Linked DNA regions of Homo sapiens: all the other regions are linked to region 3. The links are chromatin loops, found by intact Hi-C in ENCODE. Cell type or tissue: dorsolateral prefrontal cortex. All regions are shown on one strand. Each heading gives the region's core, and the rest is flanking DNA. Links, peaks and the distances in the headings are about the cores only. Region 1 has its middle 320 kb from the start of RPRM. Region 2 has its middle 99 kb from the start of GALNT13. Region 3 overlaps GALNT13 (polypeptide N-acetylgalactosaminyltransferase 13).

Region 1 (10,469 bases), core at 3,418-8,417, 1.2 Mb before region 3:
AAGGCATATGGAGAAGAAATGTCTAGCAAGGGATTCTGTTTCTATGAAAACTCAACAAATAGGAGTTTTTGTTTTGTTTTTTAACAATAATCACAATTCTGTTCCCAATCCCAAACCTTATTTTTAATAAAAAGCCATGTTTGTGCTCTTAAATAATCCTTTTGAGATTATTATTACAATTTATTATTTGCAATGATAAACTCAGCAGTCCACAGGTGTTTAGCTGAAATATCAAAGCCACTGTCTCTGCATGTGGCTCATAACATTTTTGGCAGCTATTGCTGCAATAAAGCTTCCTTTCTATCCTCTAGTCTGGGCACTGAAAGAGCTGGTACATTGCAATGGGCTCTGTGTAATTGGATGGCTGCGAAGTTATCTCAGATTATTCTCGTTTTTCTGTTTTACAACATTTTTTGTCTTATTAATTGCTTTTTTCAAGCTAAACGTTACACAGCACAGGTTTTTGATCAGAAAGTCATTGGAAATTTTCTTGGGACTCACCATCTTATAACATAAAGTTTAAAAAGCAATCTTCAGAAGACCAATCCTGGATTGTGATTAACCTGATGAGTCATATTGGCAATCAGATCCAAGAACAGTAGAGTTCAAGTGTAATTTACTTGGTTTCTTATGTCTCTGTGTATTTATGGAAAGGGCTCATTCACTATAGTACCAAAACTTTAAAATAACTAGGAATTACATATTTTCAAAAGAATATAAACCTATACTAGAAGATAGAGAAAATATTGAAAAACACAAGTATAACAAGGTTCTGGTATAGAAGATTCATGTGGTAAATATATCTTTTCCTGAGTGAATCTATAAATTCAATGTAATAATTACAATAAAAACCCCAGAGGGACTTTAATGTAACTTGACTCTAGAGTTCCCCTGGAACAGAAAGTTCATAAAATAGTTAAGAAAGTATTGAGAAAAAAAAATAAGAAAAATACCAATTGTTCTTTTTACATGATTGGTGATTATTTCCTGGACAGCTCAGTTTGCTTTATGAACAAGCCATAGGTCTTTTTAAAATTAGTCCAAAAGTTAGAATTTTTTCTAGTTCAACAGATTTATGTCACATTTCACCAGTGCCTTTCTGGTTGAATTAATTTTGTACAAGTCAACTCCCCTTAAGGTTTTATTAGTATGATTTTATAAGAACAAGACTGTAGTATGTTTGCCACAAAATAATGCTTTAAAGATTTTATTATTTTTCATTATTTTACACAAAAATCTCTAAGGCTATGAAGTAATATCAGTTTTAATAGTAAATTAAATAGTGAAATTTAAGTTAAAATTATTTTTCTAATTTTAAGTAGTCTCTGAATTAACCCATGACCAGGATAAATATTTTGTCATTACAAAAAATAATAAATCAATTTAAAAATGATCATCTGTATATGGTCATGCTTCACTGTAAAACAAATTAGTCTATTCCTGGACTCTTAACTCTGTGTCAATAACATCTTACGAGAGGATTCAAGCAGAGAAACAGATGCAAATTTATTGTCTAATTTACACTTAATGAGATGATGGGAGTTGAATCTGTGGACTACTTTTCTTCTTTCATGACCCATGAAAGGTATTCTAAGGAAAGCTGGTGGTTTCAGAACATGATGTATTTTGAAAATATTCTATTGTATGGGATCTTTAATTTTATCCTAGACTGCTCCAATGAACTATCTACAAACAGGCCAAGGTAGCATTTGAAATGGATGTTTTACTAAAGATTCTATGTCAAAATAAAGTTAAATTGAGCTGAGACAGAATGATGTTCTTCTACATTAACTGAGTTTCTGGTGATCACTATTTTGCATTTAGTAGTCTTGGGCTTCTAACAGATTCTTTGGCCTGGGCCCTCACTGAGCATGTTGTCCCGGGGGCACTTTCTTCTGCTTCCACAGAAGCCCTCTCCCTGAAGAAGGCAGCCCTCCCCAGTCCAGGGGTATTGCAGGCAACAAGGAGCTTTCACACAGGGCAGCCATGTCTTGCTCCTCTACCACCTCTTCCTGAATATGGAGGAGAAGTTCATCTTGGGCTGATCCCTGAGGAATTCTTCCATTTTCTTTATACTAAAACTGGTATAACAGGACCTTATGTGTTTGGAACTGGACTTACGTTGTATGCTCTTTCCAAAGAAATATATGTAATTACCCCAGAGATCTTCTCTACCATACCAGTAGTAGAGTTACTTATCTTTGTAATTAAAAAATATGGTGCCTCTGTTGGAGAATTTGCTGATAAACTGAATGAGCAAAAAAAGAAATTGCCCAACTAGAAGAGGTGAAGTACGCTTCCATCAAACAAATCCAGGATACCATTGATTTGGAGAAGTCACAGCAGGCTGTGGGTCACAAGTGCCATTACCTTTTTGATGCCAAGAGGAATAACATTGCTATGACTTTGGAGAATACTCTTCAGGAATGGCTGCATCGAGTATATAAGGAGGTAAAGAATCACCTGTACTATCATATCTCTGTGCAGGTTATGATGTGTTGAAAGGAACAAGAGCACATGATAAACTGGGTGGAAAAGCATGTGGTAGCGAAGCAAATGGTGCAGAGCACAGCTAGAAAAGAAAATTGCCAAGTGCATTGCTGATCAAAAGTTGTTGGTGATCAAAAGTGCATTGTTGATCAAAGAAGGCTCAAGCATGAGCAGTCCTGTAAATTTATCTATCCCAATTGAGACAGCTAAAAACCCTTGACCTGCTAAATGGAAACTAGTCTATGTGATGAAATCTTTCTGTATTGCTGTCTACTGAAGTTACGGTTTACCTTGCCTAAACATGAAAAGTTTGAGTTTCCTATACTGAGAGAACTAAATCTATTGGCCAGTCAGATGTTTCTCATCCTCCTTACTCCACATTTTGAGTTGTTCTATGACCACTTTTAAATAAGTAGTTTGCCTTTATTAAAACTGTCTGGTTAAAGATTATCAAGCTATAGTTTAAATTTGTAATGAACTCCACCATATTGTAATAAAGTAACAATTGGGAAAAAAAGGAAGCAATCTTGGGATGTAGAAAGAATGTTCCAACCATCTTGTGAGGCTCAGTTTTATGAGTAAAATACAGCTGATGAGGCTGGATATAGAATTGGGATTTGGGCCAGATTTACAGATAAGAGGAACTGCAATGACTGTATTTAATAATTTATTCAAAACTATTTATTGAGTGCCTCTGATGGGCCATGCATCTTGTTGGATGTAAGGATACAGTGATGAACAAGATCAGCAGGGTCGCATATTCCAGGAGCTTATTATTCAGTTGATGGGGAAAGGCATACTCTATTTCATGTGAAAATTCCTTGTAATGTTGAAATAGGGTAATATCTGTAAAGAGTATAACAAGCTGTATTTGCTCAACAAACATTTTTTTTTCCTTTCTGCTTTGCATCTTTGTGTACTGGATATCTATTTGTGATCAGTTGCCAAGAAGATTTAGCATTCATGCAACTTTCTTTTTGACTGCTGATTGAATGTAGGTCATGAACTTATCAGTGATGTAGAGAAAAAGATGACTACACAAGTGTACTCTGTAACTCATGAGAAATAAAAGAGAGAAGCATGTGTCCATAGTGGGAAAGCAGCCATTTCAAAGGTAGACATCCAGATAAGTCATGGGATAATTCAGAGAGATTAGAAGAAAGTGGTTCAGAATCTCCCCCCACTCAATCAATTGATTATAAGTAATATAGATCCCCTTGCTAATATCATAGTGGTATCCTTGGAAACTCATAGTTCTGATGGGAATGATAGGAGCCAAATTTCAAGTTATTAGGTTATTTAGATTCACCTCCAGGGTCTTCCATCCTTTCTGAGAAAGCATCACTTTAAGGAGAAATGGAAAATGAGAGATTACTGTCAGAGAATGACTGCAGGCTCTTTAAGCCAGTGACGATGTCTATGCAAGGTAGGGTTGGCTAGGCTAGCAGATAGATTTAAAATATACTAGATTAAAAGGCAGTAAAATCTTTCAAGCTGCCATTTGAACCACATTGTTCTAGACTTATTCCAACAATTACTGTTAAAGACTTAGCAAGTTCTGCTACATTAACTCTTTGACTTGGTTCACTTCTGCTATGCAATACACCGCTTATGAACTGCTTGATAGCTCTGGACCAAAGGCTGTGCCTCCTTGACCTGGGCTTATCCTTATGTTGCACAGTGAAAGAACTGATTTGTCTTACAGTGTCAGTGTCTTCATTCCTTATTCACTTAACAACATTGGCTTTACCGAGTATTAACCGCATGTCAGATACTCTTCTAGACACCAAGGATACAGCAGTGAAAGAAACAGACAAAAACACCTGCCTTTGTGGATATGATTTTGTATTGTGTGTGGTTTGGGATAGGGAGAAATACATAAACATAAAAGTTAAATTTTATAATATTTAAAATGTGTAAAACATAGATCAAAGTAAGGGGATCAGGAGGGATGAGGGAGAAGAAATCTTAAATGGGATGGTGATATTAAGGTAAGAGTTCAGCCAGACTTAAGAGAGAGTGTGTCAGGAAGATATCTAGAAAGAGTATTCCAAGCAGAAAAAAACAAGTGAAGATGCCTGAGGCAGGAATGCGTCTGGTGTGAGAGAAAATCATGAAGAAAGTGACTGTGGCTGGAACAGAGCAAGAGGGGAGAAATGAAGGAAGGAGGTTAGAGAAGGACTGGGCTCAGGTTTTGTAGAGTCTTGTAAGCCATAATAAGACCTGTCAGTTTCCACTTTTGCCTTGCCATGTATAATGCCTCTGTTACTTGGCAACCATCAATCTTTTGCACTTGTTTCAACACCTAACAAGGGTCAGTTTATGATACTTGATTATCTAAGCATATGGAAAGAATGGCGGGAAGGCAGAAAGAGAAGGGTTCATGGTCTCCACAAAGTTGCTGATTGGTTAGACAAATTGCTAAGATTGATTGTTGGCAATTGATGAGTGGTTTGTAGTTGGTTTTTGCTATCTGAAGGCGTGAATGCACCCCACTGGCTGTAGGCATGAATCTTTGACATGAGATAAGGAGGATGACTGGAGAATTTCCTAACTCAGGAGCTGCCAGAGAGACTCCAGCTTCTGTCAATTGAGGTATTCTACATCCACAATGCTGACAGGTATCAGTCACTTTTTAGCCATTTGAACATGTTCAAAGAGCCATTTCTTGGTACAGGGTTATTTTTTTACTTGTTTGACCATATGTAGTTTTAATTTTAGCAGTTAATTTTCACATTTTTCATCCATTTTTTGGAATGTTACCTTTTGGTCTTTTATTTTAAAAAATCATAACGACATTTTAATCCTTTGCTTTTAAAATGAGGAACAGGAAGCACTAGCATAAAGGGAGAGTTCTAAGGATCCTATTCAAACCCTGAAAATATGGGACACCCCTTTTTCTCCTCCCCGAAACTCTGTAGGGCTTTTGATGATTGGAAAAACATTTCGAATCCCAGCCTCAGATAAGGAAAGGCAATTTCAAGAAGTCAGCCCCCCTGGGAAGAGTCACACTTCCACTACAACTAAATGAAACAGAGAAAATAGCTGAACACTTGGAAGAATCAGCAGCTCTTCATTTTTCTAGTAACATATGCTACCTAGATACCCATAGATGTTTTTGTATTTATATGACGATGCCATTGTTCCAGGAACAATGTTCAGACCCCATAGCTTATACTAACACTAAATTCAGAAAATGTCAAATGTAGTGAGATGAATATAAGTTGATCAGTTCTGACCATGAGATTCAAATTCTACCTAGGGATGTTAGGTAATTCAGAAAATGAGGTAATGTCATGTGTCTTTAGTGACTTAGAGTATGCTGAGGTGACATCAACCCACAGAAACACAAATTAGAGCCAATGAATCAATTACAGCTGAGAGAGGCTGGGGCCTCTCTCAAGTCGATTGAAAGTTGTGGCCTTTGAAAGGACAGTGAGGCCAGAAGAAGAGGCATTTGCAAAGCAGAGAAACATTTAAAAACATTTAATCTAAAACATAAAATGTCTTACCAGTCATTCTCTTCTCCATTTCAGCCTCCACTCATACTGCCATGCTAGATATTTTTTCATGGCCTGATAGCAATTTGGATTATATTTTCCATTTCTGGGAAGTTTGTCTTCATAATAAAATAAGGTCCCACTTGTTTGAAGCCAAGTGCATGGTGAGACAGAAAGGAATGTCTCTTCTAGGCAACCACCAGGGGGTAGTCTGGATCTGATTTTAGAGTAAGTGAGGAGCCCAAACTGAGGTGGGTTTGAGAATTCAGGGTTTTTTTTGGTGTGTGTGCCCATTCTTGGTTTCGGTCTTTAAACCTTGGGAATCCAGTTTCAGGACTGCGTTATACTTTGGGCATAAAGAAACTTTCCAAAAGCAATTTGTCTAATCATATTTTGAGAGGCTTCTTGACTTCTTCCTCAACAAATGGCTTTTTAACATCTGCACTGGTGAATCTAGGCCTGGGGTCCCAACTAAGCTCTCAACCCTCAGAACTTCAAACCTTTCACCTTCAAATGACCCCGAGATTAACAAGCTGATTTCCTTGAGGTCACAATAACCTGGAATAAGTCTCCAAAGCATAGATACCCTTAAAAAGCCAGAGGAAACAAATTAGCATTCTGAGTGGGAACTGTCCTATCAGTCACTTTGCCTCTTAAGGACAATTAAAATGTGGTCAGGCTGGCCGGACGCGGAGGCTCAAGCCTGTAATCCCAGCACTTTGGGAGGCCAAGGCGGGCGGATCACGAGGTCAGGAGATCGAGACCATCCTGGCTAACACGGTGAAACCCCATCTCTACTAAAAATACAAAAATTGGCCGGGCGTGGTGGCGGGCGCCTGTAGTCCCAGCTACTCGGGAGGCTGAGGCAGGAGAATGGCGTGAACCCGGGAGGCAGAACTTGCAGTGAGCCGAGATCGCGCCACTGCACTCCAGCCTGGGCGACCGAGCCAGGCTCCGTCTCAAAAAAAAAAAAAAAAAATGTGATCAGGCTGAGAAGCCAAAATATAATTCCATAATTTTAATTAGAATATGACTTTCACTGTATCTGATTCATCCAGATAAGTCAGTTTTATTTCTTATTTATTTTATTTTTATTGAAAAATTGGAATGGTAAAAATTTCTAATAGTACTGGAGGCTAGAAAATAAAAAGTAAAATACATTTCTACTCCATAGTCCATCTCCCTTTTCCAGAGATAACCACTACCAATAGGGTCTTGTTTATTCTTCTAGAAAAAAATGTATACATAAACATATATATTCCATTTTTTAAACGAGTGAGAACATCTCATGTACACACATCTGTGTTTTGCTTTTTCATTTTATTTTTACTATATGTTTTTTTGGGAGGTTCCTTGAGAAAATGTCTTTATGATTATGGTTGAGTATACATCTTGGCAAAACTGCTAAGTCTGTGTTTACGTGTATTTGAATTTTTGTTTTATTGAGGTATAATTGATATGTGAAAAATTTTCATGTTTAATGTATATATTTTGATGTATCTGGATATATGCATACATCTGTGACCCCATCATCACAATCAAGATACTAAACATATTTTAGTTTTTGTTTTCATCTCCAAAAATTTTCTTGTGTTTTTTTTGTGTTTTGTGTGTGTATGTGTGGCAAGAATACTTAACATGAGATCTCCTCTTAACATATTTTAAAGTGTACAGTAGCATGTTATTAACTATAGGCACTATGATGTATAGCAGATCTATAGAACCTCTTTATCTTGCATAATAGGACTTTGTACTCATTGTGCACCAACTCCCCTTTCCTGTATTTTAATTTTTTGATGGATATTACCAGGTTGCCTGCCAAGGAGACTGCCCCAATTTCTACTCTGATTATCATAATTTGAAAGTATTCATTTCTCCGTACCATGGCCAATACAGTACTTTCAAAACTTTTGATCTGTGACACTATATTGGATAAAAGGTATATCCCACTGTTTGAGTTGGCATATCTTTAGTTATAAGTCAGTTTGAATATCTTCTGACCTGCATATAAGCCTTTTGTAATTCCTTTTCTTAGGTTTCATCTGGATTATCATGTTGCCTTCTGGCACCTTTGAGGACAAGAACAACACACAGTCTTTGAGGTCATATTGTCATTGGTGTTGGCAATGACATTTAGCAGCTGTGTGTAAACACAGTATTGTTTCATTATAAAACTGTGGTGAAAGATAAGGGTACTTTGATTGTTATAGTGGGAGAGAAACATTATACATCCCATCTGACAGGCACTTGATTAGTATTGTGATACCACACAGTCTATGCTCTGTAAAATGTTTGCATTTCCCTTTGAAATGGATTTTACTCCTTTACTCCTTAAATAAAAACATTCCTCATAATTCTTATACCATAAACTGCTACAAACAGCCAGATTTATTTTTGTCAACTTGTATTTGAAAATCTTTTGCAGCATTATTTTAGTCTTACGAAAAAGCAAATTGGTCATGATTAACATTTAGAAATATCTTTTTAGTAAGCAAACATTTTCATTCAGTATATTCTCTGGCAATGCCTTTTTGAGCTGCTTGGCTTATAAACACATAATATACACTAATTGTGGAAACCAGGAAGCTGGTATTCTCTCTTATTTTGGTAGAAGCTGCTTTGCATAGGTTGTATTTATTAGCTATGCTGGTGACACACATCGTCTGTGACTAATGTGGAAATGCTGATAGTTTACAAGCAGCAGATAAAATAGGCCTTAGGATGTGAATAAATTTAGGATCAGTACATATTTTTAAAATCCTGCTAAAAACCAAGATAAAAATAAAGAAGCAAAGATGGTTTTCATTATTATCATGACCAGTACTTTTAAAATGGTTTTCTTAGTGAGGAATAGCAGCCTCAGGGCAGGGGAAATATAATGGGATTAAAATAAAACTAGTGCCATGATCTTAATGTCTAAATAGATTAATTTTACCGACACAGGAAGCTATAATATCATGTCTCTGGTAATAACTGGAACATTCTTGGCCATGTTTTTGGAATTTACACGAGTGGCATACTCTAATCTCTAGGGGAAGCCTAAAGATTCCCAAAGATTCCCCACTCATTTCCTACCCCACCACCTGTGGCAGACAGATTTTAATATGGCTTTTGAGGTCTGTGTCTCCTGGTGTTCATACCTTTGTACAATACCTCCCCTAACTGTGGGTGAAATTGTTGACTTGCTTCTAATCAATACAATAGAGCAAAGATGATGGGATGCCACCTCCACGATTATGTTATGTTATAGAAGGTTCTATCATCCTGGCAGTATTCTATGGACTAATTTCCTGGTTTTGAAGAAGCAAGCTGCCATATTGTGGGCTGCCTGTATGGGTATAATGAGAAAAACCAGGAATTGTATTAAAAAACATTCCTCCCAAACTAGGAGGGAGCTGAGAGACCAAAGAATGACTCAGACAAATCCAGATTGGCAAGTAGAGGAGTTTATTAGGACTTACATGTGAGGCACTCCTGGATGGCAGCAAGACAACTTTAGAGATCCATGCTGCTTCCCATTCTTAAGCTGCTTTTAAGCTAATTTTCTGGCTCTTTGCCTACTGCATGTGTGTGTGTGTGTGTGTGTGTGTGTGTGTGTGTGTGTGTGTGTGTGTGATGGGACTGTTTTCCTTGGTAGGTTCTCAGATACTCTCTGGGATGTTTGGGTTCTCAAGGACACCTGCTCTTGGGCTGGGCACTGTGGCCTTGGCACATTGCCTGGCCTTCAGGGTTCAGGCAGTGGACATATAACCTTGCGTAACCAGGTGGGTGACTCACCATGCTACAGTGGGGAGGCCCATATGGCAAAGCACTGAAGGTGACCTGCAGAAGATGAGGGCCTCAGTCCTATAGCTGCAAGGAACTGAATTCTACCAACAACCATGTGAGTTTGGATAGAAACCCCAGGCTCAGTATCAGCTCTGACTGAGACCTTGATTGCAGCCTTGTGAGACTCTGAAGCAGAGAACCCAGATAAGCTGTGCCTAGGCTCCTGACCCGAAGAAACTATGAGAGAATAAATGTGTGTTGTTTTAAGCTGCTAAATTTGTGGTACACCACAAATAAACCACTAGACAAGAAACACAGTCTGTGGCATGTTGTAGTTTTGTTCATAATAGTCACTGTCCTTCTCTTGGAGCAAATGATACTTCCATTGGCATCACATAATATGTGGTATCCATCCCAACAGAAGGGTCATACATTTTTGCCTTTTAAACTTGGGAGTGACCATCTGATTTTCTTTGGCCCATTGAATCTGGACAGAGGCAGAAACTTTGAGAGCCAGTTTGAGGTTAGGCATATTTTTCTTTTCCCCTCTTCACCAGGCTGTCTGATTTGTGTTGAACGTGTAGTAGCAACCAAAAGTAAACTTTCCCTTTTGTAAGCCGTTGAGATTTTAGGTTACTACAGCATAACCTAGTCTTTCCTCCTGAGAAGAAATAATTCTGTCAATGACACAACTGGGTCAAGTTGCCATGC
Region 2 (10,469 bases), core at 3,251-8,250, 600 kb before region 3:
GTTGTACTGCAATGAATGTATGAGTGCAGATGCCTTTTAATATAATTATTTCTCTTCTTTTAGGTGCATACACACTCATAGGTTTGCTGGGTCAAATAGGAGTTATATTTTTAGTTCTACAAAAAATCCCTGTACTGTTTTCCATAGAAGTTGAACTTATTTACATACCCACGAACAGTATGTGAATGTTCCCTTTACTCCACATCCATAACAACATATGCTGTCTTTTTACAGTTTAGCAATAGCCATTTTGAATGGCTTTACATGATATTTCATTGTGGACTTAATTTGCATTTATCTGATCATTACTGATGTTGAGCATATTTTTATATGTTTGTTAGCCACTTGTATGTCTTCCTTTGAAAATAGTGTAGTTCATGTTCTTTGCTCACTTTTTAATGTTTTTTTTTTTTCCCCCTGTTTAGTTGTTTGAGTTCCTTGTGGATTCTGGATATTAGTTCCTTGTCAAATGCATAGTTTGCAAATATTTTCTCTGATTATTTAAGTGGTCTGTTTACTCTGTTGATAATTTCTTATGCTGTGCAGACACTTTTTGGTTTAATTAAATCCCATTTGTCTATTTTTGTTTTTGTTGCATTTGCTTGTAGGGTGTCATCATAAATTTTTTGTCTAGGTTAATGTCCAGAAGAGTTTTTCCTAGTTTTTCTTCTATGATTTTTATAGTTTCAGGTCTTACTTTTAAGTCTTTAATATTCAATTTTGTTTATCCATTCAAAAGACCAACAACTGAGTCCAAGAAATTATTTGTTATAATTTTGAGTTTTCTGAATTGATTAAGACTTGCTTTATGGCCAAGTATATGGTTAACTTTGGAGAATGTTCCATGCACAGATGAAAAGAACGTATATTCTGTGGTCATTGGATGCAATGTTCCATAAAGGTCTTATAGGTACATTTGCTCTATAGTCCAGTTTACATCCAGAATGTCACTGTTGATTTTCGGCCTTGATGATCTGTTTAGTGATGTCACTGGGGTGTTGAAGTCCCGTACTATTATTGTATTGCTATCAGTTTGTTTTCTTAGGTCTAGTAGTATTTGTTTTTTGAATCCGGGTGCCCCAGTATTAGATGCATACATATTTACAATAGTTAAATCTTCTTGTTCCATTGAAACGTTTATCATTATATAATGCATTCTTTGGTGTGTTTTTACTATTATTTAAAATCTGGGACAGGCACAGTGGCTCACACCTGTAATCCCAGCACGTTGGGAGGCCAAGGGGGACAGATCATGAGGTCAGGAGATTGAGACCAGCCTGGCTAACACACGGTGAAACCCCATCTCTACTAAAAATACAAAAAATTAGTTAGGCATGGTGGCAGGCACCTGTAGTCCCAACTACTCGGAAGGCTGAGGCAGGAAAATGGTGTGAACCCAGGAGGCGGAGCTTACAGTGAGCCAAGATCGCACCACTGCACTCCAGCCTTTGTGACAGAGCAAGACTCCATCTAAATAAAATAAATAAAAAATAAAATCTGTTTTATCTAATGTAAGGATGGCTACTCTGGCTCATTTCTGTTCTTCATTTGTGTTATATATATTTTTCTATTTTTTTACTTTGAATCTGTAGCTGTCTTTAGTCATTACACCTGTCTCTTGTATACAGAAAATGGTGGAGACTTATTTTTTAACCCAACTTGCTACTCTGTATTTGTTAGGAGTATTGAGGCCATTTACCTTCCAGGTTAATATTATTATGTGGGATTTTGTTCTTGTCATAGTGTTGTTAGCTAGTTGTTTTGGCATTTCAGTTGTATGTAATGTTTTCTAGGATTTGTAATTTTTGTACTTAAGTGTTATTTTATGATGGTGAATACTATCCCTTCATTTCCATCTTTACAACCTCTCTGAGCCAGTCAAGTAGTGACAAATTCCCTCAGCTTTTGTTTGTCTGGAAAAGACTTTATTTATTTTTCATTTATGAAGGTTAGTGTGGCAGGATACAAAGCTGTTGGCTAGCTTCCCCCTCCCCCACCCCAATGCTAAAAATGACCTCCTAAGCTATTCTGGCTTACAGAGTTTCTGCTGATAAATCTGTTATTAGTCTGATAGAATTTCCTTTACAGATGATGCTTCTCTATTGCCACTCTTAGCATTTTTTCCTTCCTGTTGACTTTGGATAGTTTGATTATCATATGCCTTGGTGTGGTTCTTCTTGGATTGTATCTTGTAGGAGTTCTCTGAGCTTCTTGTATCTGAATATTTAAATATTTCCAAAAGCCAAGAGATTTTTCCTGAATTATTTTCTAAAATATATCTTCCATACTTTTTTACTTTTTTCTTCCTCTCCCTCTGGAATACATATAACTCATAAGTTTGAACACTTTACACAGTACCATATTTCTCAAAGGATTTGCTCAGTTTTTAAAATTCTTCATTTTTGTCTGAGTTAATTCAAAATGCCTCTCTTTCAGCTCTGAAATTCTTTCACTCAATTTAGCCTATTGTTAAATATTTCAATTGTATTTTGTAATTCCTTTAATGGATTTTTCATTTCTAGGAGTTCTGTTTAGTCTTTTTGTAATGATGTCAATCTCTTCTTTATATTCTGAATTGCTATTGTGATCTATTTGTGTTGCTTTTCAGCTTTCTCTTTAATCTCATTTAGCTTCTTTAAAATGAACATTTTGAGTTTTTTATGTGGTATTTCAAACATTTCATTTTGGTTAAGATCCATTGCTGGAGAGTTAATGTAGTGCCTTGAAGGCATTGTGACACTTTGTTTTTTTCCTATTTTTAGAGTTCCCACCCCCCCGCCCCCCCACACCCCGGCTTTTTCTCCTCTGGATAATTTATCTCCCCTTATTTTTTGAGTTAGATTTCATTTGGATGAAATTTCCCACCCTACCCCTCATTGTGGAGGTGGCTATAATGTATGTTGTCTATGGTCCTTTGACTTTGGTCTGGTTGCTTTCAGTGACCAAGAGTCTGTTTTTAAGTTCCTTGGTTATAGATAGCCCTTTCATAGTGCCTTTTCTAAATTCTGGTTGTAGTAGTCATGTTCTAGGCATATGAGCAGGTTCACTGGCACCTATGAGGCTGAAGCGATATTGGTATCAGGAAGCTTATCTTGCTACCCAGTGCTACGCACTGGTGTTGAAAGATTTCCTATTGTGTTATGCTGTTTCTCCTCGAGGCCAGTGGGTGGTGCTCATGGGTAAGAGCCAGAGAACTTCTCCCAGTAAACAAGGATCAAGTATATATTCATTTGCATCAAGGATCAAGTATATACCCATCTACATCATCAGTCACAGCTGATACACATAGGTATGTATACTTATTCCTTGTTTACTGGGAGAAATTTTCTATTGTCTCAGACAATGGGCTGATCTGTGTAATGCACAGTAGTCTGAGCTCCGTGCTCAGCCCTGGAGGGAAGGACCAAGATGACTGGGGCAGAGCTAGGCAGACCCACCTACAGGTTCCCAAATGGTAGGCATAGGCACCATCTTTGAGGTGTGGTCTTGTGGATAGCCATCAAGCACCTAGAGGTGTGCCTAGGCATGGAATTGGAAGACCTACATTGCCCTAAGTTCTCTGCATGGGAAGGGGGGTGGCCTAAACTTCTAATCTAGAAGAGTTGGTGCTCCAAACACCTGGAGATATGTCTGGGTGTCAAGCGGAAAGAACACCACTGCACTAACATCTCTGCAACTGAAAGGAAAGGTGGCTCAGGCTCCTAATCCATGCAAGTATATGTGCCTAATACATGGAAATATGCCCCAGCAATGATTGGAAAAACTGCTGTTACATGGGCTTTACAGGGGATGGGAGAAAATACTTAAGTTCCTAATCTGGTTGGGGGGCAGATGTGTCTCAAGGTGGGTGATATGCCCAGGGAAGGAGCAGAGAAACTGCCACCACAACAAGATCTTTGTATAGGAAGGTCAGGACAGCTCAAACACCTAATATGTGAGAGTGAGTGTGCTAAATGCTTGGAGTTACATCCAGGTGTGGAGCAGAAGAAGTGCCACTGCACCAAGTCCTTTGCATGGGAAGGAAATGGTACCTCAGGCTCCTATTCCAGGAAGGTAGGTACACCAAAAACCTGGAGATATATCCAGGTGTGGAGCAAAAAGTTTACCTTTGCACCAAGATTTCTGCAAAGGGGATTGTGTAGTCTCCTAATCTAGGGTGGCTCAGTCTCCCAATCCAGGTGAGTGTTTACTTCGATTGCCTGGAAATGTGTCCCTCTGTGAGACGGGAAGTTATCACTGCTACAACAAAGATTTTGTAGGAAAAAGGAGGGGCACCTCAGGCTGATAATCCAGGTGAGCAGGTGTGTGCTGAATGCCTGGAAATATGTCTAGTCATAAAGCGGAGAGGACTCCAGTGCCCCAAAATCTCTGCACAGAAAAAGAGCAAAAACTTACTAATCCAAGTGAGTGGGTGATCCAAATGCCTGGGAATATGCCTGGGTGTGAGGTGGAGAGAGGTTCACTGCACACAGATGCAAGAGAAGGATGGGTTGGACCATACTCCCAATTCAGGTGAGCAGGACTAGAGTGGGGCACTCTACCCTGGTTGACCAAGGGAGCAGTCCGGGGCACCCAGCAATGGCATATGTAGGCTGGTTCCAAGTCACAAATCTGTCTCTGGCTGCAAATCCCAGATTAAATCTTGGCTTGAGCAACTCTTCTTGCTGCAGTCTTGTGACTGGAGAGAGCTGATTCCAGTGCTTACCACTGAGGTGCTCTCCACACTTGCCATTCAATTCTGGCTGTGAGCATTAGTCCTCCAATGCAGAGCAACTACTCCAATCTCTGGCCCTTGACCAAAATGCCTGCAGTGGCTGCCGCTTCCAGGTCACCAAACAACGACTGATGTTCTATAAGCCTGAATTGAAAATGATTTCCTCCTCTCAGTTCTGGGCATCGGAAAATGCCTACAGCTTTTCCCATTATCTTTTCCTCTGCCTGTCTCCTCAAGTTTTCTCCAGGGCTTCAGAGGAACTAGGTGCTCTCTCTTGGCCTGGGTTGCATGGAACCCTAGTGGGAAGGTGAATCACAGCAGGAGACTCTGCTTCCTCATGTACTGGTGCTTCTCTCACTTTTATCAGCTGAATGCCATCACGGGGCTGCTTGCCCACTTTCTCCTCCCTGAGATCTGGGTTGTTGCTCACTATTCCAGTGAATTCTCATTTTCCTTCTTGAATTAAAGCTCAAAGAGTTTATCTTTATGCACTGTTTTGCTATTTCCAAGTGGCTGAGACATGCTAAAAGCCTCTAGTACGCCATCCTGGGGAAAAAAAGGTTTTATTAGCTTTTTTTGGAGCTGTTGTGATCTCCTGATCCCTTATAGTCTTCAAGTCCTTGCAGTAATGTCTACATTCGTAGAGACAGCCACTCCTCTGGCTTTTATAGGTATTTTTTTGGCAGAGATAGGCCTTGCCTATTTAGTCTAGCCTATGATTCTAGATGGGCCAGATGGTAACAACCCTGGGCAGGCAGGGCTTGTTTTAGGCTCTCTACATGGCTGGGCTGCTGCCCCTGCTCTGATTTTAGGTGAGACTGCTCGCTGGACTCCCTCTGCAGTGAAACCACTGGCTGAGCTCTGCAATTGAAGAGAGCTGCAGGGTGGCCACTACAGTTGCCTTTGACTGGGCCAGGCCACAGAATGTGACTCTGCAATTGGCCACAGCTGCTGGATGGCCACTGCAGTTGCCCCTGATTGGACCTGGCCAATCAGATCTCACTGGGTCTGGCCTGGTATTCCTTGACCAGGTGGTACTGCTATTTGATATTTGTAATTGGACAAGGTTGCAGACTGGGCCCTGAAACTAGGCAGAGTCACTGCTTGGGATGGATGGGACCAGTTTCTATGCTCAGTAGCAATGACAGGTTGAGGTTTGCTTCCCTACCTAGGTCGGGTGGGCTTTGAGGCTGAGCTGAAAGCTCCCAGTGTAACAGAACTAGTTCTGGCACTTGCTGTAATGCGCTGTGGCAAGTTGTCTACCTCTCTGGGCAGGTGACATTCTTCATTTATCAAACTAATTCTACTATCGTATTGGATACCAAGTCAGTCACTTGCCACTTTAATTTGAATAGTTTAGATCAGTGAGATTTTTGTAGTATTGTGTATTTGCATTTAAGCTCTATGTGGAATAGAATATAGATGTCCTTTATTGAAGTAATTTTAGATGTCAGGAAGAAAAGATTTCCCCTCTTTTTCTAGGTTTTTTTTCTCTTTTCCCTTACTTTTCAAGAGAAGAATGGTTGTCACATCATTTACAGTCAATGTAATATAAGAGGTTAACCTCTCTGGAGAAAATATTGACACTTTTATACTTTAATAAGAATATCTGATATAGTTGTAGGAAGAATGGCATCATAATAGGCTGTGGAAGAAAAGGTAGAATGGAGAGATTTTTGAAGACCTCAACTTACATCTAACTCACAGTTGAACAACTATTTATGATCTGTCTCTTTTTAACTTTAACTTTTATCTTATCCCAAGACAATTATATATAGCTCAAATTATAAAACTGACCCTAATCTTAACTCTACCTGCAAATTCAACTCCAACTCTAACCATGAACACTATATTAATGTACACTGATGTGCGTTCATTTATTTCTGACTGATATATATTGATATAATCAATTGATGATTGATTAGAATGAATCATACTTTGCTGATGGGGTATAATTTGAATTTTAACAAACAATTTTTCTGGAAAACTAGTTGAAATACATATTCATGTTTTTATATTATAGAAACTATGGTATATTTACAGCCTTTTAATCATGTATATAAAGAATTTTTATTGATTAAAGTAATCAATAAATGTAATACATCATAAATACTAAATCATAAATATTATCTTGAAAAACTCAAGAGTAAATGCTTAGTAAATATTGCTAGATATTTATGGGCTTATAGGTGATGTTTCTTTTCTCTCTCTCTCCCTTTTCTCTTTTTTCCATATTTTTCTAATATGTACAAATTAATTTTGTAATCAGAAAAATAATAGGAGAAGATGGCATTGCAATTATGAAAAAAGTAGAAGCTAAATTATATATCAGTTGGGTTTTATATAAAGACAGAATGCAGACTTCAAGTAAATGCAGAGTTTAGTTGATTCATCAAACGTTTATATGGGTAGGAAATCTATATTTATACTTCCCTATAATCCCTTTGACAAGAAAACTTTTTTTTGGTAAACTTATTCTTGTTGAAATTTAGTCAAGAACAAAGATAGACTGGGCATGATGGCTCACACCTGTAATCATAGAAGTTTGGGAGGCTGAGGCAGGAGGAGTGTTTGAGTCCAAGAGTTCAGACCAGCCTGAGCAACAATGAAACATCATCTTTACAAACATTTAAAAACAAAACTAAACTAAACAAAAAAACAGGCATGGTGGCATGCACCTGTAATCCTAGTTACTCAAGTGGTTGAGGCAGGAGGATTGCTTGAACCCAGGAGGTCAAGGCTGCAGTGAGCTATCATTATGCCACTGCGCTCCAACCTGGGAAACAGAATGAGATCCTGTCTCTACAAATTAAAATTATAACAATAATTTCTGGTGTTGTACTTCTGATCAAATACTGCACATGCTCAAGCACATTCTCTGACAGTAGAAAACATCCCAATCATGTGTCATTATTACAGAAGTAAAAATTAATTTTTCTGATGCTTTATTATAGAAAGATACATATTGCCTTAATGACTGAAGAAGTAATGCAAATTTTCCTTTTTTAAGAATAAGTAGATAGGAGAGGATGGGGTAGGGTTTAGAGACAGAGGAGGAGGAAGTTTCTTTACTCTTTAGGACACCTAATATATCACTAAAATAATGTCATACTGACTTATAAAAATAGATCACAAATGCTTTCACTTTCTAAAACTTAGGGCATTCATTTGGATACCATACATTGATAGAAGCAAAACCAAGTCAAATATTAACACAAAATACATTATTAAAAATTTATTCATTTATTAAGTCAACTTTGAAATTTAGTTTTTCAATATATTGCCAGAATTGATATAGAGGTTTCATAATAACTCCTTCCTGCCTCATTCATATGTTGATATATTCTACTTACTTTTCAGATTTCTATTGAGGGCAAAATCCCAAGTTATTAAATGGAAATCAGTCATGTTATCATGCAAACTATTCTCTTACTAAAAATGACTGAAATTTTCTATAAACTTTCTTAATTTTTTTTCATTATAAAAGATACATAATTCCCAAGTAAGATTAGGGACACTAAGTCTAATATCTTTTTCATCATGTACTCAGCTTATGTAATTTTAGTAATCTAATACATGTAAATATAAGTAATATGCCTTTATGCTGCCTTAAAAATATTCAAAGTTGTGCACTTATTTAAGAGCAAGAATCACATCATCTTTCTAGAGCCTTCTTTGGACACAATGCAACACACTGAATAATATTGAATGACTATGTCTTGTATAATTACTAGAAATTAGGTTCACACTAAATATACTGCTCCAAGATTTGTTTGAAATTTTATTCTTTCTTTTTTTAATCTGCTTTCTACTTGTATCTTTATTAAAACTCTAAGATTATTCATTAGAAACTTTGTCCATAATAAATTATAAAATCACCTTTGAAATTAGGTGGTGACCTTCTCATTGCAAATCCGAGTGAATCAATAGGAAACTTCGAAGAAATATTTTAATGCAGATACTATAATAAACAATAAGAAAAACCTATTATATCTGTTCAAACACTCTTTTAACTCAGAGATTTGACATAGATGTGAAATATTGTTGTAGAAATAAATCAAAAAACAAATAATGAAATCTGCTGTTTCCTTTGTGGTGTGCATTTTAAAAAGTGGTTGAAAGTAAAATATTTTTGAAAATTTTATCCAGAATTGTTTTAAAAAACTAAGACACAAAAGAGGGAGAGTTGTTTATGTTTTACCCATCACAGTTGGTTGTGAATACAACTGTACAAGTCTGGTGTTCTTATTCTAACTCAGCTTTGAGAGGCTATAAAATTTCCCTTGAAATGTGTTCAATAAGGCCAAAGAGCACAATGTTTAGATTTCCCTGTTTATCCTTCCCATAGCACCCTAGCTGTCTCCAAGGACAAAACATCTTTGGTGCTTCACTACAGCTATTAAGTTATTTTTTGTAGCTTTAAAATGTCAATTCCAACAAAGCATTAACATCCTGAAGAAGCTTCTTTCAATTTCTCACTTGCCCATGTCTTTCATTCCTGATGCTATCTACCCCAAAGATTTTTGAACTAACTACCTATAAAGCACACATTTATAAAAACATTTGTAAAGTGAATGTTTTTTAAAAAAAGACTGTCACCTTCTATAACAATCTTTGTAGCTTCTCTTCTCTGTGCAGCTCTGACATTTCAGTAATTGCTTCAACCTTAGTGCAGCCGGGCTTTGTGCTTTTCCTAGATGAAACATTTCCTTGACTCCTTATTTTAGAACTTCTCTACTTTGATTATTAAGGCACTAAGTTTCTCTTCCTTGGCCAACGCTGCTTTTAGCCTGTCAACATGTCTGAATCAAGTTTTTCCTCAGTGAACAGGGGAATCTCATGGTGAAAAGTGGTTCTACCATTTCTTGTCTTTTAAGGCTCGTTCTGGATGAACTAAACATACCTGTGGAAGTGTTTTTCCTGTTTTTTGTTTGTTTGTTTGTTTTGTTTTGTTTTAAATTTAATGAAGTAGATTGACATTTTGTAAAAACTACAAAGCTACTGAAAAGACATAGCTATAATATGCAGATCAGATGTTAGTGTCTTCTTTATGATTTGTGGATAGTCAGGATTGTTTCAAATTGAAATAAAATCCTGCAAGTGAATGTTGATGTTTGAGGAGGAAATAAGCCAAAACAAAACAAATGAATAAGAAGTCACCTCTATTATCTTTGTTTAGGGCAGCAGACACTTTCGAGTTTTTCTGTTACCTGTTTCAGAGGTGGGATGGGGTGGAAATACAGAAGACTTAGATTCAGTGCATTTCAAAGAGGATGCTATGGTCTGAATGTTTGTGGTCCTCAAAAAGTCATATGTTGAAACTTAATCACCAATGCGATAGTTTAAGGAGGTGGGGCTGTTGGTTGGTGATCAGGTCATGAGGCCTCCATCAATCATTATGGCAGAAAAGAGGCAGCTAGGGGATTGAACAGACAATTCATTGTGCCCATGTACAAAACTGACACATTTCTCTTCTACTCACATTTTATTGGCCAATGCAGTAATGTCAAAATGGGAAAAGCTCCTTTGTACCCCTCGCAGGGTGTGCAATGGGGGTGTGGCTTGCTTCTTCAGTGCCTCACTGCTCACACCTCTAGGGGAGCATACAGACAGCAGGCTTCGGGGCTTTGAGACCACAGCAGTGTCTAGGGGTGGATGTTTACAGCTCCTGAAGCCCCAGTGGGTGTGTGTTACAGAGTGCCCTTTTAGTTTAGCCATCCGTAGGTGGCTTGGGTTAGTCAGCTCAGTTAGACTT
Region 3 (10,469 bases), core at 1,984-6,983:
TGGCAAGAAAAGTATATGTTGTTATTACTGTAGTTTTGATTGTATTTTTAATAGAAAATACAAGAGGATATTATGAATTCATGAGGAAAATCCTATATAAAGGGAGAGAAACTGATGATTCAGGATTAAGAGGAAACAATAGCAAAAGGAAATTTCTTGAGGAGGGCAGAGGGGACAGAAACTCTGCATAATTTTAGAAATCACATCTGATGGTAACAAGGGTAGGCATTTTCGTTTTAACCACTGGAGGAACTCAACTTGCTTGGTTTGCACCTATACTCTGATCCTGAGTAGGGAAAGGTAGAAAACAAGGCCTTAAGCTTTTTTTGTGTGTGTGTGCTTTAATTAAATCTTAATTTCCCATAGAAACATTAGTCTTGGAGTCATGATCAGGAGGTAAGTCAACATACACATAAAAATACTCACCTATCCTTTATTTAGTTAAATAAGAATGGACAATCCATTAATCTATTTAATACAGAACTTTCCAAAGTTTAAGTACACAAGTTTAACCACTTATACCTGACATAGACAAATATATAAATAAAATGAAAATTCATTGCCTAAACTGATATTCAATGAGTTATTACAACATATTAGGAAGAGATGCTCTCATCAAGAATGGGAAATAAAGGTTACTTTTCAGTCAATAGTACAGAAAGCTTTGAAGATTCTAAAGCTTAATGTCTTCATAAAAAATTAGCCTTTTCTCAGATTGTAAAGAAGTTACCTGGATTTGTAAAGAAAAGAAGTGGTTTAATTCAACCTCCAGAATCCACCAAATTGAGTGAGATTTTATTGTCACACTATTTTGAAATTCGTCTAGTTCAAGAGAAGAATAGAATTTGCTCAGGGTTGTAATCCAAAGAAGTCAAGACCTCAGCATATGGAAGAATCCTCTAATCCCCAGATGTACTGATTGATTTGTGCGGCTGCAAATTTTTCCTAACAACTAGAGGCAATAGAAAATAGATTTCTGGTCCCTGGAGCCCTATTAAGAAATAAGTTTGCATTCAGATATCTATGTACAAATGCATTCATGCCAATGTCATTTGTAATAATACTTGCACACAGATAAAATTTAACAATCAACGACAGGGGACCAATCAACTAAATCATGATACTTCTATTAGGTTATGATACAGCCATTGAAATATTTACAAGGTGTCTTTTATTAAGAAATTTCTTAGGAAGTGAGGTAAAATATAAACACACAAAATATAGTATGTTTTTAGCTAGCCGAAAAAGACATACAAAATAAATATCAAAGGTAATGTTACATATGCTTATTTTTGGGTAGTGAAATTGTCTGTGATTATCACTTTTTATTCTTCCCTTTCAGCATATTTGAGTTTTCACAGTGTGCATACATTGCTCTATATTTGAAAAAAAATCATTCCTTTTACACATAAACCTAAATCATGAAAATTGTATAAACTCCATTTACTTTTTGCCCTTTTCAATATGATAATTTTAAAATAAGTTAAAAGATAAACTCAGTTTTTTATTTAATCATTAATACTCTGTCAAAAGAATTCTTAGAACACTTTCCTTTTTAAAGGACACTATTCCTAGGAGCTAAGATAACTGAAATTATATTTTGGTTTTAAAAAGTCAAAATATTTAAAGAAGTATTTTAATGTCAAAGTCAATTAGAGTACTGAAAACTTATATAAAAAATGAATCATTTGCAAAAATATTTCCTCAGTTTTCATACATTTTATGGCAAACCTTCAACACTTATTTATTCCAGATGCTAAGATTAAGACATCTGGTACAGTGTGAGGAAACACTATTTAAAAAGAAAAAATACATTGAATTTAGTTGTGCTAGTAACCAAATTAAGTATAAGAAATGTTATAACAAAACTGAGATTGTATTACATATATGTACTTGTCATTTAAATTGAGGCTTGAATCATAATGGCACCAGAATTTTCTGTTTCCTTCATCTTTGATTCTGACTGTCCATGTCTTGATCATTCAAAACCTTGAAGATAATTTTAAATTCAAATTCAAAACCTTGAGAGCTGATTGTCTGGTTCAGACCTTCAATCTGCTTAGAAAAATGTTGTCCAAAAAGATATATTATTTGTTGAAGAGCATATAGACAGTAAGGGATAGAACAGACAACTTCATCACTGGACTTTTTGCCCTCAAAAGATCTTGTATAAAAATCAGACCTGCTTTTAAAATAAAAGAGCATCCCATGTTTCCACTGCTTTTTATATTGTCTTTACTTACATCATCATTAAGTCAAAAGACATAAAACAGGTTTTGATTGCAGAATAGTAACAACAAACGTTTTCCCATATTGGGCACAAGTCTTCCCTTGGCCTTGTAATAGCCACTTAACAGGTGTGGCAGGAGTACTGTTTTAAGGACTAAAGATTCTTACAGAGTGTGAACAATAACAAAGATACTCAGAGCTCTGTGGGTTTTGTTTATGTTTTGCTTTATTTTATTTAAGATTTCATACTTCTGAGTGCCATTTTTTGGTCTCAAGAAGTGAGGCTAAAGTTGTGTTCAAAATTTGCTACAACTCCTCAAAGCCTTTTGTGAGTGCCTCCTTCAGACTTGTCAACTGAGACAGTTCACCAGTTATAACATGAAGTACTGTCTTTACTCCCAGCCTTCTTCCTTTCCCGGCTTTCTTCCTTCTTCACTCTTGTGCAGTATAGAATTGATGTTGTGACTTGGGAGACTGAAACCTCCATTTTGCAAATTGGTAATATGATTTAATTATCTATATTGCTGAAAGCCATTGAGATACAGGGTGAATTTCTAATATTCGGTAAGCATCATTCAAATATTTTATCTAGATCTCCCTTTGTTGAAGAAGGAATACTTATTAATCTGGAGAAGTTGTGGTAGTTGTTGTTTTTCAAATCTTAATTAAGCACTATTGCCTTTTTGTCCTTAAAAGCATATGGGGAGACAGTTAAATGAGTTTTCAATGAAAAGTGAGCTGATGGCTCTTGTTTAGTACAAGGAAAACCGATGAGCTGTTGGAAGAGTTAGAAGCCATTACCAGAGATAAGGCTCTAAATTAAAGCTGAACTATAAACTTCAAAATTGAGTAAGGAAAAAAAGGATGGGAGAACCATTACCTATCTAATTATGATGCAATTCAGTGGCAAGTATGTAAAGTTTATTTCAAGTACTCTAACTATACCAGCAGAAGTTGTCATTGCACATAATTGTTTCATTAGTTATGACTTGTAAACACATGGAAACATGATTCAACTGCCCCTTTTGCAGTCAAAGAAAAGTGTGGCTTCCCTGATGAAGTGTTGATTCCATATTGAGGTTTGAACTGACAAACCCAGCTTATACTGTACTTTGAAATGCTCCAAGCCCAGATTTTTATTTTTTTAACTACCCTTGTTTTAAATATCTTTCAAAAAGACAACGAGCTAAATAACCAATCTAATAGATAGATAGTGATTTAATTAACCTCAATGATTAAATCTGATCAGTTATTTAGAATACAGTCATTCATTTCCTGGACAGGGAAATGTAAATATAATCTATAGTTTTTCACAGAAATAATTTTGTTGTTGTTGTTGAGACAGAGTCTCGCTCTTGCCCAGGCTGGAGTGCAGTGGCGCAATCTCGGCTCACTGCAAGCTCCGGTTCCCGGGGTTCATGCCATTCTCTTATCTCAGCCTCCCAAGTAGCTGGGACTACAGGCGCCCGCCACCAAGCCCAGCTAATTTTTTATATTTTTTAGTAGAGACAGGGTTTCACCATGTTAGCCAGGATGATCTCGATCTACTGACCTTGTGATCCGCCCACCTCTGCCTCCCAAAGTGCTGAGATCACAGGCTTGAGCCACCGCATCCAGCCAGAAAAAAATTCTTAAGACTAGTAAGAAGACAGAGAGGACAGGCCCAAGATAAAAAGATAGAGCTATACATAGGGACAAGGAGGAAACACAGTAAGTCTTCACTTTAGCATCACCCTCCGGAAAAACCCTGGGCTACTTTCCTTTGCTCATTCCAGGAGGATCTAATTTAGAGTGTCCTTCTTTGCTCATTGGGCGCTTGCTTCCAAGGAACGATAATGGACGGAAAGAGATGTAACCACTAGCCTGGGAAATTTATCACTGAAAAAGGGCAACAAGAACGTGGACACTAATGCAGGAAGACAAACAAACCCACGCAGCCACCAAGAGACTAGCTTCAAGAATCAATTTATTCTTCCCATTCTCATTCACCTCATGGGGGTCAAGACAACTTGACTTTAATAATGCGATTTTCAAACCACTTACAAATCACGCAAACTGTGGTCTTTCTGATACGCTCTTAGGAGAGGGACTGTTTTTTTGCACGGAGGGATTAGCAAATCCGACTGCATGTATGCTTTTGAAGCAGCTTTAAGTTTTAAAAGGGAAAGGCTTCCATCTACTGGATACTTTGAGTAATAAAGACTATGAGAATCCACATGACAGATTTCCTTTTGTGCCGGCAATGCATAACCTGGCATGTTCACTTAGAGGTTTTGTAATTCTTTTAAAATACATTTTGTTGGAAGGACGTAGTTGTTACTGAATACGTTCAGCTTTTACAAAATACAAAGCCCACAATATATCACAAAAGAGAGACAAAAGGAATATATAATTTGCCCTTCTTTTCATTTGGAAACAATTGGATGGAACAGTTAAATACCCAACAAAGACATTCTATTTGTTAAGAAAATCCACAATAAGCATAGCTTTAACTGGAATATGAAGATGGTTGAAACAGAATGGGGTGTTTCAGTCACCTCACTTTTTTTCTTTTCTAAAAATTGTATTACTTTTAATGAGCAAATCTCATCTTCATTAGAGTCTGCCTATTTTGAGTTCAGCTACTTCTATTTAATGACACATATTTTTGCTAATATATTGCATTATATAGTCAGATAAGAACACGGGTCTTTTCCTGGGCATATTTTGTAGATGGGATACATTTGAGCTAAATCATGTAATCTTTGTTCAAGTCAGCACATAAAGATAAAAAATCTTTTTTCCAGCAGATAGATTTTTTAAAAGAATGTAAGAATTAATGCCTTTATTTAAAACAAATTTAGTTAATAAATTTTTTAAAAGTACACAGAGTACAACATTTTAGTGTCTGAGTCTTAATGAAATCTCTTAAATTTATATAGAAGTCAAAATTAATATCAAAATTGTACTGAATATCTTTTATACCAAAGAAAACAAGCAAATTACAGGTTAATAGTGTCAACTTTTAACTATGAGAATATTATGGCAAAAAGGACAAAACTGAAAAATCATGAGAATTTTTTTAATTCAAACTCATTAATATGTAGGACAGTATTATTCGTGGATTTTCCATGTTTCCATAAAGTGAGGTTGAAGAAATAAAGCAGAAAAATCTTAAGACTTGCCCCCTAAACTATAGTAAATATCTAAGGATTTGCAGATGCGTTCTCTCAGCTTTATACCTTCCTTTATAAATTAATAAATATATAATCCCTCACACCTAGAAAAGACTAAGTCTTGCTAAAGCAGATTCCTGTCAGGGTTACTGTAGAACTTATTTTGAATATTCTTAGTACCAGAACCTGGAATATAATACAATGTTAGGATCTACCTAGTTCAGATATATCTTTATAATTCTACCTGCAGGATTACCTCAAAATAGTATTTTTGAAAACAGTGAAATGATGTGCTGAGAATAATAGGCAATGTAAATTGTTCATATTTAAATATATATTAGCTTGGTAAGTATATACAACAAATATTAAATTACAGAAGATACTATGATAATTCCTCTTTGATAAGGACCTAAATCTTTTCATTCAGTGATATCTTTTCTGGGTTGTCTGGGTTCTGTTCATTGTCTTTTTTGTGACCAAGCTTTTTTACACATTTATGGCCCATGCTGATTGACAATGGAAATGTTTATTTCATTTTTGCAACTGAAAATTTCTTGGCATTTACAGAAGAAAGAAAAGAAAGAGGATGGAAAGAAGGCAGGCAGGTAGGAAGGGAGGGAGGGAGGAATTAGCCTTTTCTTTGCACTTGCTCCTCTAACTAAATCAAGCCCAGAACTTCTAAATATAACAATAAAGGAAGAACCGCTCATAGGCTTTAGTCCATACATTCACCTCAAATTATTCAAATGAGACTTCGCTAAAGCCTAGGGGAGAACACAAAAGAAATAAAAATGAAAAGTTACATTGGCGTAGTTAATCTGACTTAAAAATAATAGTTCATTCATTCATCATTTATTATCTAATATGTCCCAGGCATTCCTCTAGGTCCTAGGGATCTAGAAGTACATGAAACAGACAAAATATTTTTTCTTCATTGTACTTCCCTTCTAGTATGAAGACAGACAATAAATAAGATTATGATAGTAGCTGAGGAAATTAATAGATCATGAACAGGAACTGGGTGAAGAAGCAAAGTCATTTTAGATAGGGTAGTCAGAGAAGGCTTCACAGAAAGAGTTTAGTGTTTTGATCATATGATGCTGTGACCTAGAGGAAATCAAAGCTCAATCTCTAAAGACGTGCCACCCTTTTGGAGTGCATTCCTTTTTGGCTGGATTATCTTGGCTTTCTTCCTTGTGACTACATTTATATGACCCTTGTCCTTATGGAGTGCCCCCAACCTCATATACGCTGCTCAGATTTCAGACCCACAGACTATTTTACCTTAAGTTCCCTGTCTGGAGAACGAACACAGAGAACGCCAATTCTCTGTAAAGGAAACACACCACATTTAAGTACAACCCACATTCAAGAGGTTCACTGGGATCGCAGGAGGAGGCTGTTCTGCTATACTTGCTCAATATTCAGATTAAGAAGTAATCATTTATCACAAACGTTACTGAGACTCCTTGGTTGACTATCTTAGGAATGATTTGAGATGTGCAGCCTTGTGCCTTCACTTGAGACAATAAGGAAATACGTAACTAATATTTTAAGTTAGGGAGAAGGACTCACTTCCACACCTCCTGCTATTAGGAAACGCTTGAGCTCTAGGAAATATATTTCAAAACCATTATCCATCTTCTCTGTTGTAGGCAACTAATGTAATGTAGTTTACACATGCACAGAATTGCATTTTATTCTGCCTATGTTTAACAATGCAGACCGCAGATTGGTTGCAACAATTTGCTGTCTTACAAAAGTATGTAACAAATGTGAATTTTTAAGTCACAGATAATTTTTCTTCGCACCCATTGACCAACCTCTCACATTCCTCCCCTCCCGATTCTCTGGTATCGACTCTTCGGCTCTGCTTCTATTAAATTTTTTTTTTAAATTTCACATATGAGTGAGATTAACCCTGATTTGATCATTATACAACATATATAGTATTAAAACATCAAATCGTACCCCATAAGTATTTACAATTACAATGTGTCAATGGAAATAATATAAATATTTTTAAAGATACTTTTCCTTGAATGAACAATTGATCTGCAACATTTTGTCATGATGCCTCTACTTTGGCTTGGATTGTCAAGACTCTTCTCTCTTCATTTAAAATTTGATAAACTGTGACTTTAAAATGTTTCAGGCCCAGTCTCAAGGAAATTTCCTGTTACAGTACGTAAAATGAAACCATAATAACGGCAGTAATTTCAGAGGACATAGAATATGTGGCTAGAAATACATAATGTGTGCTTAATAAATGATGCTAGCCCTTTTAAAGCAGAAAACAAAACTACATTAACTATGATATTAAAAAAACTAAATGTTATGTCATTCGCTCATCTTAGTAAAATGGTTAAAAATTTTGTATTTTCATATGATAATAAAGACATATCATATTGACTAAGGACTACCAATATGTCTTAATAAAATAAACTCACCTTGTAAAATGCTATGTAGCTTTCTCTACTTTTTTTTAGAGCCTTAAACTAGATTTTCATAAACCAGGTTTTATCAAATGTTCTTAACATTTTCTTAATCTTACTACAGACTATCTTTAATAGTAGATATCATGGTTATGAAGCTGTGAATGAAAATTAAGATATTGCTTAAGTGCAAATAATTTTAAAGTAATTAATTTTTGGTCTATTAACATTGTCTAATAGTCTCCTACATATTCAATTCCTTAGAAGGCTGTTTGATTCTCATGTATTTAAAACAAACTTTAAAAGTAAATTATCTAGAAACTACTTAAAATGTAAAAACATACTGATGTTTTAATAATTAATGAGTAGTCCTATAATGTCTGTGTTCTTAAATATTGAAACTCAGCATTGGTTTATTGTCAAACAGAAATCTATAATTACACTATGTAGTAACTGTACAATTTTAATGCTGTTAAAATTTACAATGAATTCTGCAACACTGCCTTGCTGAGTAACTCTTAACTCAGTAAATACTGAATCCTGGGCAGGAAAACAATTGCAAAGTTAAGTATGCATTTAAAAAGATTAAAGGAATTAAGATTACTGAACCCCATGAAAATATTAATAAAACACTTATCTTAATGACTGTTAAGTGAAGTAGCAAATATCTTAATCTATGACTAAAATCACTGAAAATTGCTTTCAAATTTTTTTATCTAGCAGAAGAAATAAAATTAAACTTAAATATTTCTATTTATGTCTAAAAATTCAAAAAGTGGAATAAATAAGACAGTAACCTGTTATTAGATTATGAAATACTTTAAAGTTTTTATAACTGAACAAAAGGTATTTATCAGGTTTTTGACACGAGTTAACATTCTTTAACTCTCACTGTGCCAAATACTTTGTATATATCATTCTATTTATTTCCTCATGATAATCCCATGAAGTATTAAAAATTATATGTTTTACCCAGGAGTAAAGCAACTTATAAAGGGTCATATAGCTAGCATATGATGCACCTGAAATTTATACTCAGAGGGATCATTCACATGAATGAAATTAATAATCTAAGTCTCCATTGCTTCATGGTTTTCTCCCTAATGCTTTTTAGATTCTAGGATGACATTTTGGTAAAAGGTGATAGCATATCTTTTTTAATGTAGCCTTAAATAGTTATGTGTTAATATTTCCAAAAGTTCAACTCTTAAAATATTTTTAATGTATATATTAAGAAATTAAATGATGACCTAAACAACCTTATAGTCATCCTTCCAGAATTTTTTTCTTCATTTTCTGGGAGATTTTCATAAGATGAAAAAGGACTTAATGCTATCAGCATCAAAAGACATTCCAAGTGAAATCTGAAGACACAAAGGGGCAACATATTGTCTATCAATATGTACAAATATGTGTACTAAATTGCCACGAACTTGGTGGCTGAAATCCAGACATATTTATTATTTCTCAAGAGTCTAGGGATGGCCTAGCTGGGGCCTCTGCTTCAGGGTCTCTCACATGCCTGCAATTAATGTGTTGATGGGGGCTGCAATCTCATCTCATGGCTCAACTGGGGAAGAATCTGCTTCCAATTTTACATGTCAGAATTTAGTTCCTTGGAGATTGTCAGGCTGAAACCTTTAGTTTCTTGTCTGTTTGCCAGCATTTTCTTATGTGGCCCTCTCCATAAGGCAGCCTACAACATGGCAGTTTGCTTCACCAATGCCAGAAATGCAGAGAGTAAATAGAGTTCCTGCTAACAAGATGTAATATAATCATCAAAGTGACACCTCATCATTTTTGTCCTATTTTCTGGATTAGAAGCAAGTCATAGGTTCTACCTACACTCAAGGGCAAGGGGTCACACCTAGACATAAATATCAGGAAGTAGGGGTAATAGCCTTTTTAGAGTCTCTTTGCTACAGAAAATAATGTGGAACCAAACAAGTAAACAATCCTTGGAAATAGCCAAATAAAAACCACTTTTTATCAATAAATTCCCAAACAATTAAACCAGGAGGCACTTTCTGTAATGCTCACCCACTCTTCTCTATCTCATTTCCCCTACCTTTATATCTCAGCTCAAAGATCACTTTCCTCAGAGAAGACTTCCCTGACCACCCCTTCCTGACCACCAGTGAATCAGTTGCCTATTCTTTGCATTTATTCTCTGTACATCTCTCAAATACACTTGTAATCTCACATTTGTTAATTTTTGTGTGGGCTATCTTATTAAATCCTGATTAAGCTGATGAGGAAAGAAACTGTATAGAGGTTTTGTGGAACATTGTATCCCCATCACCTAGGACAGTGTGTAACATAAGATGCACAACAAAACGTGAGGGAAGGAACAGAGGTTAAGGACACTAACCTGGAAGTCAGGAAACCTAGTTTCCAATGTGGGTTCTTTCACTTACTAGCTGTTCTGTTTCACCCAAGTCCAATCATATTTCCAAGCCTCAGGTTATTCATGTGTGAAAGGTCATTTTCTAATGCAAATGGTTGGAACTTTGATGCAATTTTTTGATTTTATACTGTTGTTAATAGTTACATTTTTATTGTATTGAAATTTTTTCCCCAGAATCTTTTGGCAGCTGCTGCCTTCATCTTTTGACCAGTGATTTTGAGATATGCCCAAACAGTTTGCAAC

The links. Peaks named below come from ENCODE experiments on the same cell type or tissue, not always from the same donor. Only the 100,000 strongest peaks of a DNase experiment are listed, where the experiment ranks them.
Region 1: a loop joins it to region 3, with 5 times the contacts of the local background. A loop is called at or near these places in 11 of 110 quality-filtered maps.
Region 2: a loop joins it to region 3, with 8 times the contacts of the local background. A loop is called at or near these places in 12 of 110 quality-filtered maps.

The regions. Positions count from the first base shown.
Region 1 is chr2:153,157,067-153,167,535 of GRCh38, forward strand. It overlaps a transcript of GALNT13 not described here and the pseudogene ATP5PBP4. Among named protein-coding and RNA genes, the nearest start is that of RPRM, 320 kb to the right of the region's middle. In dorsolateral prefrontal cortex, for the core only: a CTCF peak has its summit at 6,191 (motif pointing right); no DNase peak of the experiment used is centred there.
Region 2 is chr2:153,767,393-153,777,861 of GRCh38, forward strand. It overlaps a transcript of GALNT13 not described here. Among named protein-coding and RNA genes, the nearest start is that of GALNT13, 99 kb to the right of the region's middle. In dorsolateral prefrontal cortex, for the core only: no CTCF peak of the experiment used is centred there; no DNase peak of the experiment used is centred there.
Region 3 is chr2:154,371,440-154,381,908 of GRCh38, forward strand. The region is part of intron 9 of GALNT13 (polypeptide N-acetylgalactosaminyltransferase 13); the gene reads left to right. Among named protein-coding and RNA genes, the nearest start is that of GALNT13-AS1, 81 kb to the right of the region's middle. In dorsolateral prefrontal cortex, for the core only: CTCF peaks have their summits at 4,407 (motif pointing left) and 4,607; no DNase peak of the experiment used is centred there; H3K4me3 peaks cover 730 bases; H3K27ac peaks cover 429 bases.